Regions from separate parts of the Homo sapiens genome. Here region 2 is linked to region 1. Evidence: chromatin loops called from intact Hi-C (ENCODE). Cell type or tissue: chondrocyte. All regions are shown on one strand. Region 1 has its middle 58 kb from the start of NEUROG3. Region 2 overlaps COL13A1 (collagen type XIII alpha 1 chain).

Evidence for each region. Hi-C counts contacts between places; a loop is a spot of excess contacts. Peaks named below come from ENCODE experiments on the same cell type or tissue, not always from the same donor. Only the 100,000 strongest peaks of a DNase experiment are listed, where the experiment ranks them.
Region 2: it touches region 1 in a loop (4-fold over the local background); 15 of 110 quality-filtered maps call a loop at or near these places.

What each region holds. Positions count from the first base shown.
Region 1 is chr10:69,514,594-69,517,093 of GRCh38, forward strand. It overlaps a transcript of TSPAN15 not described here. Among named protein-coding and RNA genes, the nearest start is that of NEUROG3, 58 kb to the right of the region's middle. RefSeq lists a silencer at 1,146-1,195. In chondrocyte, CTCF peaks have their summits at 1,219 (motif pointing right) and 1,457; no DNase peak of the experiment used is centred here.
Region 2 is chr10:69,913,669-69,916,168 of GRCh38, forward strand. All of the region lies in intron 17 of COL13A1 (collagen type XIII alpha 1 chain), which reads left to right. Among named protein-coding and RNA genes, the nearest start is that of LINC02636, 94 kb to the right of the region's middle. RefSeq lists an enhancer at 1,042-1,091 and a silencer at 1,152-1,241. In chondrocyte, CTCF peaks have their summits at 1,176 (motif pointing left) and 1,387; no DNase peak of the experiment used is centred here.

The DNA.
Region 1 (2,500 bases):
AATTTCATCTAAGCTGTCAAACTTATTGACATAAAGTTGTTCATAACACTCCCTTATTATTCTAGAATCTGTAGTGATTTCATCTCTCTTATTCCTGGATATTGACAATTTGTCTTTTTTTCTCTTTTCCCTAATTAGCCTGGCTAGGGGTTTATAGATTTTAAAGATCTTCTCAAAGAGCCAGCTGGACCATTCTCATGAGCATATAAATAATCTCTTAGTATTCCCATCTTAAACAAGGATACAGACAAGCAAGGCCCTCCTGATGATTTCTCCTCTCCGGCCCCTGCCCTGTCTCTCTTTCCCTTCATAGCAACTGCTTTGAAAGTGTCTGTCCTCTCTGTTTCTGGTTCCTCTTCTCCCATCATTCTTGGACCTCCCTAATTAGACTCTTGTCCCACTTGCCCCAAATTGCTCTCATCAACATCACCAGTGACCCCTGCATTGCTAGGTCCTATGTCCCTGTGGCATTTCTCAGCTTCTTGGCTTGTCTGCCACATGTGGCCAGTTGATCATTCTCTCCTCCTTGAAATGCCTTCTTGTTTTTCCTCCAAGAGACCAACCTTGCCTAGTTTTTCTCTTACTTCTGAGGCCCCCTCTTATGAGTCTCAGTTGTTGATTTTGCTTTCCCAACCTCTTAGCATTTGAGGGCCTCATCTGTCTTTTCTATCCACAATCCCTTGTTGACCTCATCCAGCCTGGAATTTGAGGTCCTATCCACCACTCTAGCCTCAGTCCTGGGTCCCTGCTCTAGTCAGCAGGTCGCCAGGGCTGACTCAGTTCATTCGTAGCTCACACGGTTCCATCTGTCCTCTCACAGGAAGATCCAGCTCCCACCACTTTCACGTCCTCCCCCACCTTCCCATCTCCTCTGAGGCTCATTTCAATTCGGTGTGTGGAGGGACTTCTTTTATGATCACCCATTTTGCAGGAGAGGAAAGATAAAGGCCAGACTAGCTTAGTAAGTTGCAGTCCAAGAGGCCCTGCCAGCAACCTCAGATCCTGACTCCTTCCAAGCTCTTGCCTTGGCTGCCACCTTCCTGGGGCCTGAGAAGCACCTGGAAATATTATGGGGCCACAAGCTCTGGCACAAGGTCCTGGCTTTCCACAGCTCGTGACCCCTTGGAGGGAGCCTGATTTGCAGTCCTAAAGCCCAGGCAGAAGGCACAAACGTTCCCAGCAAGAAAATGAGCAGAGCTGACATGGGGACATGTGGTCGCTAGGTGGCGCGGCTGACCCACTACTTGGCAGCCAGCACTCAGCAACTCCACCCTCTCCACTCCCTAGAGCCTGGGCACCTGCCTGGGTGGCAGCAGGAGTCTGCTTTCCGCCCCCTACCCCAAAAGAGCAGACCACAAGGTGAGGGAGCCTAAAATACTATAGGTCCTGATTGTAGTAGGTGCTCAATAAATAATTATTGACTAAAAGAGTGATCATTTTGTGAAGTTCGGATAGATGAGACTTTCCCATTCCCATTTCATAGGCTGGGAAACTGAGGCCGGATACTAACGATAGGAGTAGCAACCAAGGTTACTGTTATCGACTCTCATTCGGTCACTATGTACCAGGCATTTGCTTAGCACATTTCATTCTTCATCCCATTTAGTCATCACAGCAAAAAGGCAGGGCCTTTATGATTTGCATTTGGCAGGTAAGGACATAGGGGCTTAGAGATCAGCTGACTTATTCAAGTCATACAGTTAGTGGAATAAATGGAAGAACCAGGATTTGAACCACTCTGCCTGCATCTGAGTAGCTGAATAGGATCAGGGCCAGTGCTGCCTCCTTCCCCCACCAATAGGATCTGAGGTGAAGTGCCCCAGCAGTGCCTCCACCTGGGCATCATGTGGCCACCAGAGGGAGGCCTCGGTCTTTAGACAGCTGCAGAGGGGCCTGGACTGAGGCTGGGGAGGGTGGCCATGACTTAGATGCCAGAATGAGAAGTGGGAGTACTAGGGCTCTGGAGGGCAGGTTCTTCATCTGCAAAAGCAAGAGGATGATCCCCACTTGGCCGGGTCTCTGTGAGGAGGACATGGGATCATGCATGGAAAGTTCTTAGCCCCTGCGAGGGCTCAGCACCCACCCCTCCCCCAGCACTTGCCCTTGCACTGAACAGGCTATATAGTAACAGGTCATGATAATAAACTGCAATCACTGAGGGTATCCATTTCACTGATTCGTTTTTGTATGGTCAGTCTCCCCCACTGAGGGGTGGGATGGTGATCTGCTTTCTGCTCTGCTGTCTCCTGAGAGATGAGGTTGTGGTGCCTGGGACATAAGGGGTGCTCACTAAGCAGGTGCCAACCCAGGGAATGGAAATGGCCTGGAGCTGTGGCCCCTGCACTGTCTGGGCCCCCAGGACTCAGTGGGCTCACTGGATCCCATGTGTGAGCCCCAGAGGGCCAGGCTCAGCATGTTGGACTCCTTATAGGCTGTGGCCAAACCTTTGTCCCTCTCTGACCTCTGCCTTCTCCTCTCCAGAAGGGGCATCTAAGGCTTT
Region 2 (2,500 bases), 400 kb after region 1:
ACTCTCACCTCCCCATCATCCAGGAACCAATGTTTTTGGCTTTAGGAGAAGCCATTCCCCAGTTCAGAGGTCAGGCAGGGGCAGGTCCCTGGAGACAAGCCCCAGGGAGTGAGCCTAATGAGAGTGGAGTGAGCGGCAGAGCGAGGTCAGCTGGGGGAGGCCAGTGGGGGCGCCCCTGCTTCCTGCCAAGCAAGGGGGTGGGAGGGAGGGAGGCCCTGCCATGGGGATCAAGGAAGCCCGGGTCACTTGCGAAATTAAGAGAATTGACCCAGAGAGGAGGGAAGGGGCGAAGGTCAGCCACCCTAACAAGGAGGGCTGCCTCCCGAGGAGGCTCCTGGGGCTCTGATTTCCCCTGAGTACCTGATTGTGTCTTTACACACTCACATCAACAGGGGCTGAGGACAACCCCAATTAGCCTGGAGACTCTCACGCTCCGGGGTTTTGCTCTGCACAGTTTCTTCCAGGATTGGAGACAGAAGCCCAGAGACAAGCTTGAAGCAGACACCACCTCCTCCCTGCAGGAGCACCCCTCTGGGCAGGAGGAAGGGAGAGCAGGGACCCACTGAGACCCCTCCTAGAGCTGCATTTTTAACCAAAGCTAAGAGTCCCTCCCCACCCCACAGAGCCTTTTTCTGGAGCTGCCAACCAAGCCAAATGGCACCTCCCCAGCTTTGGCCTCTCTCCTTCCAAAGGGCTGTGCAGGGGAGCAGAGAAAGGGCTGGGGTGGGTGGGAAGAGACAGGAGCACCAGTGGATGGGAGGTATCTGATCTAACCGCACTTTGCAACCAAGAACCCTGGACCAGTGGGAGAAAGTGGCTTATCTGTGGTCACCTGCACTGCCAGCCCAGCTCCTCGAAATGGAGGTGGGAAGAAGAGGGCAGAGGCATTGAGGGAAAGCAAGAGAAAAGACAGAGAAAGTAGAAGAGAGGGATGACGGGGGCCTCTGAATAGTCAAGGACTCCCAAGCTGACCTCCCACCTGCACCCACACCAGAGGACTGTGGGGGCCTCTGTACTGAGTCAAACTGGTCTGGTCATTCAGAATGCTAGCAGGGGACCCTCCAAAGGAAAGAATGACAGGAGCCCTCAGCTGGTACTACTGAGAGGGCTTGGAGACCGCTGTGGCGGGAGTAGCCAGACTTCAGATGAGGTACTGTCACGCCCTCTGCTGGCCACAGAGCGGCTGTGCACACAGGCAGTGAGCTTTTCTGGGCATCCTGCGCTGAGCGGCCCCCACACTCTGACCCCTGCACCCCTATGATGGGCCACAGACCTAAGGACCCCCACCAAGCAAAGAGGGGCTCTGCTCCGCTTTCAGCCTGCAAAGGCTGTTTGGTGGAAGCAGACGGAACATCAGTCCATCTGATACTTGGGTTGGCCAAGAGAAATAAGTACCTTGGCATAACAGACAACAGACTATCCAAAGCCCTAGGCTGCATGACCTTGGCAATCATACCTGTCCTCTGTGAGCCGCAGTTAGCTTACTTGTGAAGCAAGAATAACGTCCACTCCCACATTGGAAGGGATTGTTGGAGATGGAAGAGAGGAAGGTTGTAAAGCTTTTCAGTCCAGTGCAGACACATGGCAGCTGCAGTAAGTGGCTGTGCCCTTCTCTCTCAGTCCCACAAGAAGGAAGTTAGTGTCTAGAGCAAGCCTTGGGCTCTAGATTTTCAGCCATGGTAACTTCCTGAATTTAGCTCTGCCATCCCACCTATGGTTCAGGGGTCACTGGTGGGGTCATGCTGAGAGAGGGCTCTGGCATTGGGAACTAAAGATTCTAGGCCTTCTGTAGAATTTAGAGACTTGGCCCAAAGAGGATAAAAGTGAAGCCATCTCAGGCAGACATAAATTTGTGTGTGCCGATTACAAACGCTAAGTGGTCCCTGTCGCATTGAGGATGCAGCGCTGAGTTATAGGGGATAGCAAAAAGCTTCATAGAAGAGATAAAAGGGCCCCACTCCCATCAAACAGCCTCTGCAGGCTGAAAACAGGGCAGAGCCCCTCTCTACTCAGAGGCCCTCAGGTCTGTGGTCCATAGGGGTGCAGGAGTCAGTGTGCGAGGGCAGCTCAGCCCAGGGCACCAGACAAGAACTGGGTGCTCTATCAACCAAGACTCCAAATGATGAATAGGGTTTTAAGTTGAAATGGAAGAAAGACAGACCGTGGAAATGGGTAGTGTTTTCAGGGACACAGAAACTAGCAGGACACAGAAACTAGTGATATCATGACATGATATCAGGTGATGAGGCTAGGAAGGAAGCAGGGGTCAGAACGTCATGCTCAGGAACCTGGTCCTTTTCCTACTGTCAACAGCAGGCCAAGGATGTTTTAAGGCAGGGGTCTCGCTATCCAGCCTGTGTGTTAAGAAGCTTAACTGGACACTTGCATGGAAGACCCATCACGGAGGAAGAGGGTGGAAGTCCTCTAGCCTTGGTAAGGAGAAGGATGGACGAGGACCTCCTGTAAGATGGCAGGAAAGGGAGAGTGTGGACAGCTGAGA